2 separate regions of the Homo sapiens genome follow, and region 1 is linked to region 2. A link is a loop called in an ENCODE intact Hi-C map of the cell type or tissue named here. Cell type or tissue: mucosa of descending colon. All regions are shown on one strand. Each heading gives the region's core, and the rest is flanking DNA. Links, peaks and the distances in the headings are about the cores only.

Region 1 (8,000 bases), core at 1-8,000, 100 kb after region 2:
CTGGGACTACAGGCACCCACCACCACACAAGGCTAATTTTTGTATTTTTTGTAGAGATGGGGTTTTATCACGTTGCCCAGGATGGTCTCAGACTCCTAGGCTCAAGCAATCCATCCACGTCAGCCTCCCAAAGTGCTGGGATTACAGGCATGAGCCACCACCAACGACTAATATAAATTTGTTTGCCATTTACCCAGTTTGTTTTTTCAATTGCATACTGAACGTTTTTGTAACACAAGCTGGGGATAGCAAGATGAGTAAGAAAGAGGTGCTCAGCATGTAATGACTTCTTAAAAATTTCAGATGATACAAAGACAGAAACAAGGGTGCCTAACCTGCATCCTAGTTTATCAAAACTTCACTGATTCCCAGAGTCCCCCAGGCTTGAATACCCACCCTGAGAGCCCCTGGCCCAAAAAGTCTGCGTGCGGTTTTGAGGGAGGTGCAAGTCAAGGTGCACTCAATCGCGGGGGTTAGACAACGCAGAAGCCATCAGCTGGCCTTGCCTACAAGCTATAATGTTTATGATGCACAGCAAACTGAAGCCATCGTCCAAGGTAGGGAAATAAAAGCTTTTTTATGAACCTAGTTAAACAACCTATTTATGTGAGGACGTGACTGACGTACAGCTTAGCATTAAACACTCTGACGTCAGTGAAGAGACCAGCTCCATCAATGTGGTCACATGAGCTGTCCAACAAAGGACAAGAGTTTCGTGTCTTAATTCAAAATGCCCCCAAGTATAACTCTGAAAACATTTCTAGTCTTGTAATCAACATCAGGGTAAAAATCATGTGTTAATACAAAGGTACAGGAACAAAGAATTTGTTCTTCATGGCTCTCTGTGTCTGATCCAAGAGGCGAGGCCAGTTTCATTTGAGCATTAAATGTCAAGTTCTGCACGCTATCATCATCAGGGGCCGAGGCTTCTCTTTGTTTTTAATTAATTGTTTTTAACTGTGAGTTTATATACACTTGAAGCAGTATACATTTAGAAATGGTCTACTTGTCGTTTCTTTGATTACTACCCATGAGACAGTATTAGTAATTCTGGCCTATGAAATTGGCAAAGAAAACTACCAGTGGTGGGGAGGGTGTGAGGATGGTGGGAACATGAACTGTTATAACCTATAATCGGATGTATCATCAAATTGTCACTGGGCCTCTGACCCACTCCACTTCTCAGAACTTAACAAAAGGGGTGACCGAAGATACACCCAGATAGCCCTGCCTGTACCACAGAAAAGTGGGCACGGCCCCCCAGCACCATCAGAGAAATCTGACAGAGTAAACCAGGACACACCCCTGCAAGAGAGGAGCAGGCTGCAGGCAGCTGCCAAACACAAGCAGCCCCACAGGACCCTATTCCATGGCAGGGAGGAGAGCAGCAAATTTCAAAAGGCAGTGATCCTGCTTTGGCTGTAACAAATAGACACACACCTCCCAATGTAACAGCAGCGGTTATCATCATGCAGTGGGAAGAGGGCTGATTTTATTTTCCCCATTCTTGCTGACCTGTGTTTGTGCTTTTGGACTATCTGACATAAATCTTCATTACTTCTGTATAAAGAAACACACTGACATTCCTGGAAGCCCCAGCACATCACATACAGGAAGCCCACAAAAAGGAAGGTGGCACCTGCTCTTTAAAGTTGGGGTGCACAGGATGGCAGGCTACCAGCGCTCTCGTCCCAGCCCAGGTACCCACGAAAGCATCACTTCTAAGGCTGTCAGACTTGGAGAGTAATCTCCATGTGCTACCTGGATGCGGTTCAGCTCCACGACGGGGCCATGCTGACGATCGCGTACCATAGTTGCTTGTACTACTTTCCGGAAAGCCGCCTCCTAAAACACATCAAACAGACAAAATTTAGAATCTGATATGGAAAGCATCACTCCTGAAGAAATCATCACATAGTTTTGTTTAAAATCTGTGTTGAAGACCTTCTTAAGGACAGAAAACTGCCAGTTCCCTTTTCTCAAGTTGTGAGGGTGCAGGGGAACAGGCTGGCCCCGAAGCACACAGGGACAGACGGCCAGGCAGGTAGTGCCAATGGCCGGGCAAGAGGCAGGTCCCTCAGGAAACTACCTCCACCCAGCAGCGTTCCGGAGGCTGGAAGAGCCCAGCACACACAGGGCACAGAACAGGGAGGGCTGGGCCTGGCAAGCACCTGCTCTGACTCAGGTCTTGAAGTCAAGGTTTCCCTGCCAAGCAAGCCCACCCGTGGCAGGGATTGCTGTTAAACCACTGCCTGCCATACAGCAGCCACGGGCCAGGGAGCACCGCGGAGCCAGCCGGACCTTGGATCGCCACTGCCTGCCATACAGCAGCCACGGGCCAGGGAGCACCGCGGAGCCAGCCGGACCTTGGATCGCCACTGCCTGCCATACAGCAGCCACGGGCCAGGGAGCACCGCGGAGCCAGCCGGACCTTGGATCGCCACTGCCTGCCATACAGCAGCCACGGGGCCAGGGAGCACCGTGCAGCCAGCCAGACCTTGGATCGGGACAGAAAAGACAGACCGGGGAGGGGAAACAAGGTCCTGGCTGGGATCACACTAAAAGAAATCGGGAGTGCCTGGGGTGAAGACAGCAGGGCGTGGCCAAACATCAGCACCACGGTGAGGACCCAGCCGTTCCCCAGGAGGGAGCAGGTCGGCCATGCCCGTGGGGAAAGGGCAGAGGATGCGGCACGCAGCCGTGCCAATGGAAAGGGATGAGACAGGTCAGCAGGGGTCTCAGCTCTCTTGGCCAAGGAGGCAATCGTGCCTTCTTTCGGTTAGGGGTGGGCTGTGGGAGCACAAGGGTCCCTCAGTGGAGGCTGAGCCCTTGCCCAGCTCAAAGCCTAAGAACTCCAAGCCCTGAAGGCAGGAGGTGAGGGCCCCAAGCGCCAGAGGAGACCCAGAAAGGGTATCCTGGCGGCACCCCAGCCCCATGCCTCTCGCACAGCCCAGACTCATCCTGCTCCCAGAGGCCCTGCCTGGACCTCAGGGCGGCTCCCCCTCCACAGGAGCACTCCCCTCTCCTCCCAGTCACCAGCCCGCCCACCTTCCTGGAGAGTCCATTTTGGTGCTCTGGACCGGGAGTAGTAACACCCACTCTCTGAGGCCGATCCTCACCATAACCAGGACCAGAACCGAGGCTGCCTACACATTCCCTGACCAGAGGTACCTTTCAGACGCCCTCAGCACTCCCCTGCTCTCCTGCAGCCCCAGCAGGTGCCAGATGCTGCTGCCCACCGCTCCCCTACCACACACCAGCTCCCACCCATGCCCCGCTCACAGCCTGCACAACGCTCACACAGGGCCAGGTGGGACGTGCCCTGCCTCTCACTTTTTTTCTCCCTACAAAGAAAGGTTTTTTTCCTCTGTGCTGCCTATTATCATCACCACTTTGAAGGATTAAAAAAAGAAGGTAAAATTAATCGTTTGCTACTTTTTATTATTGAACAGTAATTGAAATTATGTTTCCTATCCATTTTACCTGCCCAAGATTTCTTCTGCCTCTCTCATCAGAGAGATGGTCTTTCCATTAAACACAAGCCTGACCACTTCCACCCTCAGGCACACGTGAAAGTAAAATGAATGTACCAGTCCTGTTCAGCAGAAATCGTTCTAGCCAAGTGGAAACAAAGCCGGTCTTTAAAAAGTAACCTGCTGGGACAGGACTCCAAAACATTGCAATTTTATTAAATCACTAAGAATGGGCCATAATATTCGACAACAAAATACATTAGAGAATCACAATCAGGATTAGTGGTCCTCAATCCAATTCTATAACTTTTCCCTATACAGAGATGCCCCTACCGTATGGTAATTAGCCCCTTCAAGATCATCTTGTCAAGCTGCTTGCCAGAAACTAACCCAACTTCTAGAAAGCTCCAACTATTAGCAACATCTACAGGTCAAAACCTGCCTGGTGACTTTCAGATGCCCTCACTCATGACTGTATTATTCACCACCTGTTAATTCTCACTTGGCCAGCAATCTCTACACATTCAGGCACGGACCTTCGAGGTGATATATCTGTGACTCCTGGCCCCCTCTGCTGGACATCCTGAGAGAAACAGCCCAATCGCCGGCCTTCCTGTGTCAGTGGGGACTTGCCATAGCCACAAGGCCAGGCAGGCAGAGAAGGACCGCAGGAACAAAGGCTTAGTTTATGAAGGCCCCACCTCATCCTTCTGGAGCAGTGAGAGGCAGAGATTATGAAGGAGAGATGCAGCATCTTACTGTTTGCTTTTAATATAAACTCCAAAAGGGAACAGATTTTTGTCTGTTTTCTCATTGATATAAAGTACCCAGAACAGAGCCTGGCATGCAGGAGGCATTCCGTGAACATTTGCTGAATGAGCTGTATTCTATGTGTTCTATTCCCAGTATAGGAATTCTATTGGGTTACATGTACTGAAGACACCAGTTTCCCCTAGAGCAAAGATTGCCACTTGAATACCTTTCCCTGGGATATCAGAATTCCTCGGAGAGTGTCGAACCCAACAGAAGGCCCGAGTCCAGTTTCGTCGAGCGAGCCTTCCAGGTCGAACATGGGGATGCAGGGGCAGAAGAGCTCGGAGAGGTGGTGCAGCAGCAGCAGACGGTTCCTCAGCGCAATGATGGGGATCTCCTGCAGGTGATTGTACTCCATGGGGACCTAGAACACAGAAATGGCCTTCAGCCCCTCAGGCACCAAAGGCACACGGGGGCCAGTGTGGCATCCATTAAGGATTCTGAAAACAATTGTTTCAAATACAGAGAAGCACTATGGTGTCTGAGTTTGGTTTGCACAACCTCACTGTGCTGCTTTTAAAATAATATTCTGTCCAGTTTGACTGTAAAAAAAATTAGTCTATACAAATAAATTCACTAAGAAATGTGAGGCATGTACTAGCAGAACAGTTTGGTGTGGAAGAGTTTGGTGTGGGTTATAAGATATAGAAGGTGATACACACTGTACACACAGAATATTGGCTGGCATGAACATTCAAGGTTCTTTTGAGACAGGGTCTCACTCTGTCACCCAAGTAAGAGGGCAGTGGTGCAATCACTGCAGCTTGGACCTTTCAGACTCAAGTGATCCTCCCACCTCAGCCCTCAGCCTCCCAGGTAGCTGGGACTACAGGTGCATGCCACTATGCCTGACTAATTTTGTAGAGACAGGGTTTTGCTATGTTGTCCAGGCTGGTCCTGAACTCCTGAGTTCAAGCAATCCGCCCACCTTGGCCTCCCAAAGTGTTGGGATTACAGGTGTGAGCCACCACAACCAGCCAAATATCAAGGTTCTTAAATGCACTGTGTGGTTAACATTTACTGAGCCTGAATTATTTTCACCAAGAAGCCTCTGTAAACACACAACGACAGGATGCAGCATGTGACAGGAGCACACTTTGCTTGCCCCCGACCCACCCAACCTGCCCGGACTCACCTGTGCAGGGAGTTTGCCAGCACTGGCGGGCTTGCTGGTCGACCAGGCGAGGGTATGTGCTGAGCCACAGGCCACACGGTTGACCTTCTTACCCTGAAGGGCAGCTACCAACCGAGGCCTCTGGATGGCATTGGTGGTTCCGTCTCCCAGTTGTCCCTCATCATTGTCGCCCCATGTATAAACCTCACCTGAATGAAGTGAATTTAGAATCAGAACCTGTATACTAGGGCCAACAAACGCATGGCTGCCAGTGTCTTCCCACCACACACAGCACCAACGCTCCCTGCCCTTCAGCTGGTGTTGACCTAGTTGTCAACTTTACATATGACCTAGACATGAATGTCTGCTTTAGGTATGACCTAAACATGAATACATGCTAATTACACATCCAAAGAGGCGAGTATACTTCCCAGGACTCTCCACAGCCCCTGTTGGCCACCAGGCCTCTTCTAGTGAGAGACACACAACTCTGGTCTTAAGCCTCCAACAGTGTTAGTTCTCAGGACTAGGCATGAACAGCAGCAGTTCTCCATCAGAATAATATTAGAACAGATAGCAATATCCCGAACATCCCAAATCCATCTAATATTAAAACACATAGCAATATCCCTAACATTCCAAATTGCTCTTGCATGCGAAACAGAAAAGAAAAAGTCTGTTTTATTTATTTTATACTTTTTTTTTTGAGACAGGGTCTCACACTCTGTTGCCCAGGCTGGAGTAAACTGGCATGATCACGGTTCACTGCAGCCTCAACCTCCCCAGCTCAAGTGATCCTCCCACCTCATCTCCCAAAGTGTTGGGATTACATGCATGAACCACTGTGATGAAGTCTCACTTTGTCGCCCAGGCTGGAATGCAGTGGTGCGATCTCAAGCTCACCGCAACCTCCGCCTCCCGGGTTCGAGCGATTCTCCGGCCTCAGCCTCCTGAGTAGCTAGGCTCACAGGCACGCACCACCATGCCCAGCTAATTTTTGTATTTTTAGCAGAGACAGGGTTTCACCATGTGGGTCAGGCTGGTCTCGAACTCCTGACTTGGTGATCCACCTGAAAATCTATGTTTTTAAAATCAAAACCACAATGTGATACCACCTCACTCCTGCAAGAATGGCCATAATAAAATAAGAATAAAAAAAAATAGATGTTGGTATGGATGTGGTGAAAAGGGAACACTTATACTGCTGGTGGGAACAGAAACCAGTACAACACATTGAGATTTTCCCCCACTAGAGGGCGATAAAAACTAACAACAAGCTATCTGTGAAAACGCGTTGTGATGGAAAGCATTTTCCACGCTCCACTATGGAAAAGTATGGAGATTCCTCAAAGAACTAAAAGTAGATCTACCATTTGATCCAGCAATCCCACCACTAGGTACCTACCCAGAAGAAAAGACGTCATTATTTGAAAAAACACTTGCACACACATGTTTATAGCAGCACAATTTGCAATTACACAAATATGGAACCAGCTCCAAAGCCCATCCATCAATGAGTGGATAAAGAAAATGTGGTATATATACACCATGGAATACTACTAGCCATAAAAAGGAATGAAATGATTGCATTTGCCACAACCTGGATGGGACTAGAGACCATTATTCTAAGTAAAGTAACTCAGGAACGGAAAACCAAACCATATGTTCTCATGCGATGAGGATGCAACGGCATAAGAATGACACAATGGACTTTGGAGACTCGGGGGAAAGGGTAGGAGAGGAGTGAGGGATAAAAGACTACACATTGGGTACTGTGTACACTACTTGGGTGATGGGAGCACCCACCTCTCAGACATCACCTCTAAAGAGCTTATTCATGTAACCAAACACCACCTGTTCGCCAAAAACTTGTTGAAATAAAAATAAATTTAAAAAATAACATAAAAAAAGAACATGCCGTTTCTGTTCATATCCTAAACATAAGATTCACCATTCGCAAGAATCATCACACTTTTCAGTGCACCGTGTGGGACCTCAACCAAGAAATACCACCGGAAAATATTCTCAGGCAAGGTCCCTGGTGACCAGGATGGAAACAAGGCTCATGTTCTCTGGAGACACCATCAGGATTGTCAAATCCAGAGAGACTCCTCGGGTGTCTGGAAAGTGTGACGCCTGCGTGGTCAAGGGCAGTGTACTTGTCTCCTGCCCCTGCCTGCTCTCCACACGTTGGTCCTAAAGCCACGAGGCGGGTGTCGCACACACAAGGTGAGGAGGGTGTCTCTGCAGACGCAGCTGGGCATAGGGAATGAGTCTGTGAGAGTGAGGAGGGCTTCCACCCAGGTGCTAGCTCCGAGGGGAGTCAGCCAAGACCCCCACATGCAAGGGGAGGAGCCACACAGGGGAGGATGAGATGCTGGTTATGCACGGGGGGAGTGGCCAAATCGCCAGAAAAGAAAGGATCTGCAAGGTTGCCATGAGAAAACTGGAATGAACCCTGTGGATCCAAACTGGACCTGGGGATACTGGTGTGAACTCACAGTTTTCAACAGACATCAAACATAAACCAGGGTATTGTTTACATTACTATTCCCTGGCTTTGTCCACTGAGGAGGTCTGGGGAGCGGTGACGCCTCAAT
Region 2 (10,615 bases), core at 1,182-9,181:
ACGCGCTGGCTCACGCCTGTAATCCCAACACTTTGGGAGGCCAAGGTGGGAGGATCACTTGAGGCCAAGAGTTCAAGATCAGCCTGGGCAACAGAGCAAGACCCCTGTCTGCACAAAAAAGTTTTAAAAATTAGCCAGGCCTGGTGGCATGTGCTTGTGGTCCCAGCCACTTAGGGGCTGAGGCGGGAGGATCCTGTGAGCCCAGAAGTTCCAAGTTACAGTGAGCTGAGATCATACCACTACACCCCAGCCTGGGCAACAGAGTGAGACCCCCGACTCTAAAAATTTTCTAATATAAATTTTTTTTAATTTAAAAAATGAAATCACTACAAGTTACTAGAGACTTGGAGAACTCTTCTGAGTGCTCTGAGTCCTGAGAACTGCTTCTGCAACTGCTTGCAACCTGGAGGCAACAAACCCACCCCCAGCAAACCTTCCACACCCCTGTGCACAGGAGCCCCTGCAAGGAAGGGCCCCAGAGTGAAGCTTCATTCCCTGCCTTGCATGTTCTTGCCCCTGGGGTGCAGGAGAGTGATCACCTGGGGAGGCAGCCTGGGGAGCGGGGGGCGGGGGGGGACCCTCAATGGGAAGATGCGAATCTCGCCCACAAATCACAAAGGACACTGAAAATAGGATCTCTGAAACCGGTCAAAGCAAAGAAGCACACGCATGAGAGAACAGAAGTTCTTTTAGGTACTTCAGTGTTTGCAAAGAGCGTATCTGGGGGGAAAAATCCTTTAGTAAAGATCTCTTGGGTTTCCCATGTTTCTGGGGCTGGATTTGCCTGTGGGCATTTTGGGTGCATCAGCATGTTAGGAAGGGCCACCCCAAGAGAGCAGGGAGGTGCCATACAGATCATTTAATCTGGGTTATTAATATGCAAGTGCTGGGGAGGCAGCGGGACCGCAGGCTGTGTAAGGTCCTGCCCTTCTCCATGCAAGTCCCAGGTCAGAGGGCAAAGGTCATTGCTCATCACCAAGGAGCCCCTTGCCAGAGGGCTGTGCTTTTCACACAGGGAACCAAGTTGACATCCTAAGACCCTGGCCAGGGCAGCCGGTTCAGAACATTGGTGTTGCGTCAGCCACGGTCCAGGACACTGCATGCTAGTTCATAATGAGACCTTTGCTCTGTGGACCATGCTCTACAAGGCAGGAAAAGGGGAGGGTGCATTCATTCTTCAGATGCTCCACTGCAGGTGACACAGCCTGTGCATGGGCGGGGTTTCCCTCTACTGGTTATAACAGGGAACATCCATGAACCAGGGCTACGACTTCCATGCAGAAGTCACCGTGATAATCCAGTGGAGTCTCCGAGGCCAGGGCTCGGGGGAGTCAGGCTTGCGTGGAAGGAGCCCTGCCTCTGGAGTCTAGGCTCTGGGCTGCCATGACAGCCACCGCTTCCTGGCTGCCTTTGCAGGATGTGAATGAAGGCTTGACAAGGCTCAGAGACAAGGCTGAGCACAGGCCTACACAGATACAGCAGCTCAGAACGTAGGCACTGTCTTAGCAGATGTCCACAAACACAGTAACCGTGCTGTGGAAGTGTCTTCTGAACCCTGACGTAAGGCCCGGACTTAACTGCACTTCAACGACACCAAAAAAAAAAAAAAAAGTTTTTTCATTTCAAATGTATGTTTCCTGAATGGCCCAGCAAAACAGTTTTGAATAAAGAACTTGCAAGCCTGATTTTACTGAAATGGCAAGAGTTTCATAAATAGAGAAATGGTAAAAAGAGAATTTCAAAGACAAAGCAAAAGATAAGAAGAGCCAATGAATTGACTAAGAATGGTGTCCTCGCCTGTGGCTCCCCATCAAATCCATTCAAGAGGAAACACAATTTATTATGAGATGAAATGAGATTTCACAATTCCTTTCAAATAAATTATCAGCATAACCTGCTGTGGCCGCCGCCACCTGGAGCCCAAAGCGTCAGCCTGGGTCAGCTCCACCACGATGTGCTCTTCCCTCCCAGGACGACTCGGCCCACTGGCCACTAGGGCCCCTGCCAGGTCCACCTGCAGCAGCGTGGAGTCCACGTGGCTGCTAAGGTTCACGGCTCGGAGAGTGTCAAGGAGAACCACAAGGCAGACAGGAGAAACCCCATGTCCCCGCCGCCCGCCAGACGCACACCCTCCTCTGACAGTGTGTGAAGAAATGCGTTTCCCCAGGTGCCCCACGCCCTTGGCCATTAACACGATCTTCCTGCCTTTCTTATTACCCACATCTCAGCCCTCATTCAAGACCTAACTCCCCTGAAGCAGATCGTCGTGACCCTCTTGTGAGAGGTGCCCCCCACACCAGGGAAAGGGTGCATCCTTAGCTCCAAAGATGGAGGGAGGCCAAGAGGGACCTGAATGGACAGGCCTCGCCAGGGCCCCTCCCGGCCCGTTTCCTGCGCTTGCTCATGTGCTCTCGTCCTATCACACCTTTCAGGACCCCACTCTTCATCAAACCTAGCATCAAAACACCAAGCTCAGCTGTTTCTTGTCAAGCAACGCTTATATGAAATACATGAGTATGCCTTTTTCTTGTTAACCTGTCCTTCGTGTCTAATCTGCAGGGCCCTGGTTGGAGAAGCTAGGAGGGTGGGGAAACAGTGTTTTCTCCTCCCCTCTGAATCTCACAGTCTCCTCCATGTCCTCTGAGAGCCCAGGATGCAGCGCTGGGTGTGATACAAAATGCATCACATGGGAAAAAGGAGAGAATGAAAGGGATGGGGAAAGAGGGAGGGAGAGAATAGGGAGAATGGGGAGAAGGGAGGGAGAGAGAAAGGGAGAGGAGAAAGAAGAGGACGCAGCAAAGAAGAGCAGGAAGGGAGGGAGGAAGAGAAAGGAGAGCGGGAGACAAGGACGGCGCCCTTAACTGACCTGGTTGTAGAGGTTTGCTGGCTTCTGTTCATTTGCCCAGTGCCCTGGGAGCCTGACAGGCCTCCTTCAGACAACAATTCAGGGACAAAGAACTTCAGGTGCTACAATTACAGGCTTCTGAAATAGACCCTGCAACTACCGAACCGACACCGCCTGGCTGCTGCGGGAGACACTGAGGTTCCGAAAGAAAGGTGGCTTCGCTATTCACCGGCTAAAGGAGAGTGGTGCTTTCTCCAGAAGCTCCTCCCCTCACAGCAGACACCCTGGGTGTCCTTCACCCAGCCTCCTCCACAGGGCAGGCCAGAGGGCCGGGAGGAGGCCTCGAGCTCCTTGCTCAGAAGACAGCCCTGAGGACATTGCTGTGGGCCTTTCCAACCAGGCCGAGGCCCCTCCTACCTCACGCCTATACTGCACGCCCTTTCTCAGGGAATCACCTTGTGGGGGGCAGGGTCCAGCTGGCTTCCCCTCCTCCCCAGGCAGGCCTCAGGCCTGCAGCTTTCACAAAGCTCAGCTTTCACAAAGAGAGGGTCCGTGAGTTTCCGGAAAGCGTGGTTAATCCCTGGGAACACTGCCCTTTTCCAAGGAGCCTGCTGGAGGCTCAAATCAACCCCTCATCGTGGCTGGTGACCCACTGCGCTGGAGGACGCAGCACCCGTCTTCCCCCCTGCGGCCTTCATCTCTCCCAGGCTCTCTCTCTCCCTCTTCATCCAAATTCGAAGGCCACACAGGGAGCAGGCGAGACAGCTCCCCGCCCCCACCCATCCCCACCCCCTGCCAAGAAAGGCAGGCTGCCCTGCCCCCTGCTGGGAGGGACTCAGGCTGTGGGGTCCTGCGTGGGGCCTGGTGCACTCAGGCTGCTCGAGAAGGAGCTCGGCAAAATGCCTTAGAATAAAGGGGACACACTGGGGCCTGGGTGGGATGACCAGAGGGCTGAGGCTATCATCTCATCTTAGTGACCTAAGCTGCTGTGCTCGCCTGGGATCTCTACTGACTGATCAAGTTTGGTGCCAGTGTTCCCCGAAATCTCCCCCTCCTGCCTGAGTCCCACTGAGGACGGTTTCTGGACAGGATCCAGCCTCCCCCTTCAGGTTCCTGGGTCAGCCTGGCAGCCGGTTGCTCTATCTCCCCTTCCCCCTGCGGGAAAGTCCTGCCCAGGAGGGTGGCATGTCCTGGGAACTTCATGAGGGGGGCCAGGAACACAGGGCAAGTCTTGGCTTTCTTCATCCTGGAGAAGTAATGCAGAGGTCGAGGCACAAGAATGAGAAACAAAGTCTGTCAACATCACACAGCTCTTCGGTTCTCTCACATGGAGATACTTTACAGCTCAGGCACGGTTTTAAAGTGATGAAGAAAATACAAACACGTGCACACGCACTCAGCTGACATCAGCACCGCCCTGACCCCAGTGGAAGTGGAGTGCTTCTAAAACTGTGGGTGCCTCCATCCACTGAGCAGAGGGAAGCACAAACTGTGACCAGTGTGCCCCCGGCTCACCAGAAAGCCTCAAGTGCCAGGCCTTTCTGGAAGGCTGCTGGTGCCCTGCTGGGTAGGTCACTGGCTAAGGAGAGGGTGTCCTGGGAAGATGTAGTGAGACTGCCAGAAGGACTACAAAAACCAAGACTATGCAACAGATTACAGCAACTGCAAGGAAAGCAAGCCAGTTTCCTAAAATTTCAGTTCACTGAGGCTATCAAGTAAGTAGACTAAAGAAAAAAACACTTGCCATTTAGCTAACTGAATTAATTCCTTTTTAAATAATAATCATCAAAAATATTTGCCTGATCAGAGCACTGCATCGGAGGGTCCCACCTCTCCAGGACCCTCCACGGATGCCCGCCGCACTAGCAGTACCGGGGGCTTCAGGGGCCTTCATGCACAGACACCTTAATGACCATGTCCATTCCAAAATAGGCTCTGGACCCTGGCTGGAGAGCTGAGAAACAGCCCTCCCACCCTTTCACCCAGAAAAGGCTGGGCGGACATCAGTTAACCGCCCACTCCTGATCCCAGAATAAGGCTGCAGCAGAAACAACTCGCCTGAAACCTAGAGCAAAACAGGTGACTGTAGGAAGAGGCGGCTTCCCTGGGACAGGTGCCAGCCCCACACTTCAGAATCAGGCGGGATTCAGCCAGAAAATGTAGACATTGCTCAAGGTCAAGTGTGGGCTCGCTTGAGCGTGGGAGCCTCTGAGAGCCACAGATGGAGGTGTTCACATTTTCTTGCAGGCTTTTCCTCCAGGAACCCCAGCGGACGCTCCCCAGGAAGACAGGAAGCCTGGGGAAGATCCCGGGAAAGCATCCCCCAGTGATGCCAAGCTTCACCCTCTCCCGCTGCCTCTATCTCCCCTAAGGAGCAAAGGCCTTCATTTGCTTGGGAAGCGCATCTAATCTGGCAGCCAGAGGGCGCAGTGGGAATTCCTGCAGCCATGAGAAGGTAGGAGGGGAAAAAGTAGCTCTTACCCCAGTGGGAGGGGTGGGCATAGAGCAAGGTCTGGCAGACAGCTGGCAGGGCGCCCGGTAATTCTGAGTGTCTAGTGCACCGCAGGTTGCCACAGCAACCGCAAACCTCAACACAGCCAGATTCTCACTAGATTTACATGAACCCTCCAACTAATGCCTGCAGAAGTCAAGGCATGCTCATCTCCAAGCTTAAACACCACTGGCCTCTGTATCTACTATCCTACAGGATGTGTATGACTTCTAACTAAAAATTCTGAGGCATGCAAGAAGGCCAGAGCAAGCACAGTAGGAGGTGCCACAGCAGTCATCAGAGCAAGGTGACACAGCCAGGACAGCAGGGACTGGAAGATGGGTCACGCTGAACGCAAAAGAGACGGGGGAGGAAAGGAGTATCGGGGAGCTAGGGAAAGCCAGGTCCTGGCTGGAATGTGCCCTGCTGTCCCCCTTCCTCACTCGGAGAGCTCCACCACCAACCCCGCCACTGTCTCCCTGGAGCTCCCCGCCCCTCTGTCCTGAGACTCCATCTCTCATCAGACATCCTGGAGAAACAAAATTCGAGTGGTAATGGCCTGTGCCGTGGCCTTCAGCAGCAGTCACAACCGTCTGCAAGTGTCTCCTTGTGTTTCAGATCTCAGCCAGGCGGCTGGCCATCTCAGAGTGGATTTTGGATACAGTAGTTCTCCAGCGGTGATAAGGCCAACAGCTGCCAGAGCTTTCCTTGATCCGGATATAGGCTGAACAAAATCTGTAACAATCAGAAACGTTGAATGACAGAGGTGTGGTATGAGAGCAGTAAGGTATAAATCATTTTGATAACAGTCGAAAACAGATGTGATGATGGGGCTACTGTGTGCATCCAGTACGCGCCAGCTTACTCTGAATAGCTTTGTCTTAAATATTATAATATTCTGATTCATTACAGTGTTCAGCTACAATGGGCCCTGATTATTGATACCTGCCAAATTTAAGGATTAAATGCCTGGCCATAAAATTAAATCATCGAAGAAGGATAAATGTGGTTTTCTCACAATGGAGAATAAAGGCATATGACCCCTGTGATGGTTAGAGCATGTGTTTGTGGTAGCAGGTGTTTGTGAAATTTGCAAAGCACCTTATACACCATCAAAAAGTAAATTAAACTGATGATAACATGAGATTATAGAAGTTCAAATCATTCCTCAAATTCTATTTTGGATATCTCCACAAATCACCTAAACTCCATCTCACAGAAGAAGGCTGAAGACTGGACACAGAGCTCAGGTCAGCTCTTGGGGACCAGGGGAGACCTGGCCCACCCTGCCCGGTTCCTTTGAAATCTCAGAGCACCTGCCAGGCCCTGCTGAGCAGCAGGGCTTCAGAAACACACATTCATGTGAGTAGGAAGTGGGGAAGCAAATTGGTAGCCAAAAATATCAAATCGTGATGCTTTCAGAGCTCAATGTAATTGGTTTTCCATTTCTAGCATAGGTTTCCTTTCTCTGGGTCACAGATCTCCTCCCTCATGGGTTGGTTATTAAGAAGTTGACTGTACTCAGCTCAATGCAATCAGCACTGACTTCGTACACCACCCTGCTGTCCACATGTCACAGCTGAGAGCGGACCCAGGGCCACAGACATTCCTGCACGCACGCAGAGCCACAACACACATGCCACGCGTGCAGGTCACGAAACAGCCAGCAACAGCCACACATCTCATGCACAGGGGACCCTGTCACCAGGGCAGGCTGCGTGGGAGAGCACACCACCCCCTAAGCTGGTGCACATCATGAAACACAGCTCAGACCCACCCTTGCCCACAACCACAGTCACACCCCCATCACAGCAGCACCTACCACCCACTGTGGTCTCCCAGCAACTGCCCATGCACACCATCTTGGAGCAACACTCAAAAGTGGCACTCACCCAAAATAACTCCGCAAAGCACAGGCACAACCCATCATGGTCACTGACCACAACCTACACAGCTCACACAGGTGCACACACAGAGACATACAGCAGGCACAGGGGACCACACACAACCTACACAGTTCACAATGGTGCACACACACAGACATAGAGCAGGCACAGGGGACCATACACCCACGTGCAGACACGAAGACACACAGCCACAGACAGGAGACCATATACTCACCTGCACACACACAGACACACAACCAGACAGGAGACCACACACCCACTCATTGGGCAAATGTATTTTGAGTGCCGCTATGTGACCCTGGCTCAGGCTACATCAGGCCACAAAGCACACCAAGGCTGGCAGTGGGACCTGTGACTGTCGCCTCGGAGGGCACAGAGGTGTCTCTGCAGCCCTGGCTCCCTGCTCGGGCTCCTGTGCCTTTCCCTTGATGGGTCCATCTGCTAGGACCCCTCCAATGAAGAACAGCACCGCCCACTGCCATGGGCTCACCAGAGCAGCCCTCGCCCTCCCCTCGTTCCCACACTCTGTTCCCTACAAGGGCATCTCACGTTGGTTTGGCTCCAGAATGAGTCTGTTGTGAATGTTCATGTATTTGAAAGGATGGAGATGTCTGGGCAAATAAAATCAGAGACACCTCCCCAGAGGGGGCAAACCTCAGAGCTTCAACACTTACCGCTGGGCAGAGGCCCAGGGCACAATCTCAAAGGGGTGCTGAGACACTCTGGGCTATCCACGATCTCCAGATGTGTTCCAACACACATGAAGAGTGCTACTGTCCAGGGCTGAACAGGGAAGTGGTAAGCCACTCGAGGGGGAAGGGAGCCCCACAGCCAGCTACCCGACCTTCCATATGGCAACAACATGCTGCCCGGCTTCTGCCGTGTGACTGGGACCACAGCAGAGGAGCACAGCTGCGGCCTCGACCCCCTCAGCCCGCTGCCCCACAACCCTCAGCATCTCCTCCAAAGACAGTCAGAGAATCAGGCGAAGAGGGCCAGGCACTGAGCCCCACACCTCAGGTTCCCCCTGCTATACAGCCAAAGGCACACAGGGCTTCCACGGACCCAACAGTAGTGCTGGGGCAGCTAAGGTACTCACAGAACACAGCACCACAAAGGCAAACAGGCCCATGACTTTCAGCCACTGCACACAGCGCCTGCAAGAGAAAAAGTAGGGCCTTAGTGGCAAGGGCAGCAGTCCTGTTGCCCAGACTCAGACACTTTTCTGCAGCCTTGAGTAACTTCCATCTCAAAGCATGTGTTTTGAATTCTTTCCATAACATGATATGAGGGAGAACACCCTCATATCAGTGACCAGTAAACCCACAGCCCCATCCAAAGGAGCATGGTGGAGGTTCCAGAGGAGAACAAAGTTAACCAAAGTGTTTGCACATAGCTTGTTGTTGGGGAAACTAAAGTTCAAGATTTGAGACTTTTTGATAGCTGTTTAAAGGCTCCTGTTTCCTGGAAAAAAAGTAAACTGAATGCCTTATCTTGTCTCTCTGATTCATATTTATCAATTATTTTCCCCTAAGTTTTCTGAAAGGTAGGAATACAGATTTGATCATCAAATACAAAAACAAATAACTTAAGAAAGAAATTGCTATGCCGTTACTGGTTGTACCAGCAGTCTGTTAAGAATTCCTTAGGCGATAACTTAATTAACCATCAAGCCACACACTCAGCCCCTACCAAGGACTTCCAAAGCCATCCCGGCCCCCTTACCATTACCCATTTCTTAACCATGACCCCCAAGGCCCTATGTGAACCTGGGCCTGGCCTGCACTCTGCTGCCCTTCCATCCTACCAACGTCCTTGCTGCTCCCAGACCGGACCACAGGGCCTTTGCCTGCCGGGATGCTCCCTGACTGCAGTCCTCCTGTCATGCCCTTCTCTGCTCACTCAGCAGCCAGACCCCATCACCCAATGGCACCATCACTGCCCAGTCCAGGTTGTGCTCTCCCACCGGCTGCTCCGTGAGGGCAGGCACTAGAGCGTTTTTGCTTTGTCCCCACACATGGAAGGATGCTGGTACATAGCCCATGCTTGATGTATGTGTGTAGAATGAAATAAGAAACTCTATGTTGGAACATCTTTTTAATACTCTCCTCACTTAGTTAAGTTGCATCTGTCTTTGAAAACCTTCTTTCTGATCCTTTGAAAATGGTAAAATCTTGTTTTGCATTCTCTTAGATTTAATGAATTTGATGAATAATCAGTTCACGCTTCCCAATTACGATTCAACAGCTCCTACTTAAATAGGAATCAAAATGACATTTCTTTTTAAAGCATGAAGCATTAATTGAGCTATTCTAAATACAAATTTCTTTCTACGTAACTGACATCTGCAGCAGAGCTGACAACCCAAAATAAAAGGTTTTTTACAAGATTCTTCACTGATCACGCATGGTACTTTTTAGACATGTTATAAAGAATGGAGCTAACGTCTTTTAGTTCAGTGGCAAGCTCAAAGGCAAATATTCCATGAATCATAGAAGATAAAACAAGTACTGAATGCAAAAGTCTCAAATGTACTTGATTCTATTTTTCCATGTTGTGGGACAGCTGAGGACACGGCATCCTCAGGAGTGGTTACCCGTCCAGCTGGGAAAAGGCATGAACAGTGTCAGCGTTTGCCATCTTGTTGACCCATGGCGCCAGAACCCCACTCACACAATTTCACCCAACTCACATAATCTCATAGCGGATTCATTGGCCAAATGTTTATTGCACCCACGAGGGGGGCTGAGACCCCTTCTTCTCATCAGGAAGAAGCTACAGGCCGTTGAGAGTCACAGTGGGAAGAGACAGCTCCATGTCAAGCAGCGATGTGGGGGATCTAGGGTCGAATCCCTGCCCCTTGGCTTGGCTCAGTGTGGCCTTGGGCAAAAGCCTTATCCTCCTTGAGGTACCCTCCGTGTACCTCCCAGGATTGTTGGGAAGATGTATAGGATAGCGGATCCCTACGCACCTCAGGGAGTCTGAGGCGGGCCTCTTCGCACCCCGGGAGGTGCACTTGGAGCGTGCAGGCGGGTACACTTCCAACCAACCGCGAGCATCTTCAGAAAAGACTGGTCCCCACACACAGAGACACGGTGACGCTAATATTTGATGACTAAGTAGTGTTTTTTCACTTTTCTAGGGCTTTCACACATATTATCTTAGTGTAGGCCCGTGAGAGGCCACAAAGCCAGGAGGGCATCGCGTGACAGGGTACCGTCGCGTGGCCAGGCAAGGCCCTGCGATGGGCGCTCAGCGACTTCAGGTCGGATCCAGAATGGAAGCCCACTGGTCCCGGCTCCAAAACCTTGTTCTGTCCTGGAAATGATGCTTTCAAACATGTCCCTCTCAAAAGAACCCTTTCAAATGAAC

Evidence for each region. Hi-C counts contacts between places; a loop is a spot of excess contacts. Peaks named below come from ENCODE experiments on the same cell type or tissue, not always from the same donor. Only the 100,000 strongest peaks of a DNase experiment are listed, where the experiment ranks them.
Region 1: a loop joins it to region 2, with 4 times the contacts of the local background. A loop is called at or near these places in 18 of 110 quality-filtered maps.

The regions. Positions count from the first base shown.
Region 1 is chr15:28,119,585-28,127,584 of GRCh38, forward strand. It overlaps HERC2 (HECT and RLD domain containing E3 ubiquitin protein ligase 2), which reads right to left. Exons shown (of 93, transcript NM_004667.6): 84 at 5,422-5,609; 85 at 4,453-4,650; 86 at 1,762-1,845. Among named protein-coding and RNA genes, the nearest start is that of OCA2, 24 kb to the left of the region's middle. RefSeq lists an enhancer at 816-960 and a cis regulatory region at 888. In mucosa of descending colon, for the core only: a CTCF peak has its summit at 4,052 (motif pointing left); no DNase peak of the experiment used is centred there.
Region 2 is chr15:28,016,503-28,027,117 of GRCh38, forward strand. OCA2 (OCA2 melanosomal transmembrane protein) reads right to left here. Exons shown (of 24, transcript NM_000275.3): 5 at 8,343-8,400; 6 at 5,999-6,071; 7 at 1,895-2,055. Among named protein-coding and RNA genes, the nearest start is that of OCA2, 78 kb to the right of the region's middle. RefSeq lists enhancers at 2,766-3,434, 7,159-7,658. In mucosa of descending colon, for the core only: no CTCF peak of the experiment used is centred there; a DNase peak (open chromatin) is centred at 5,369.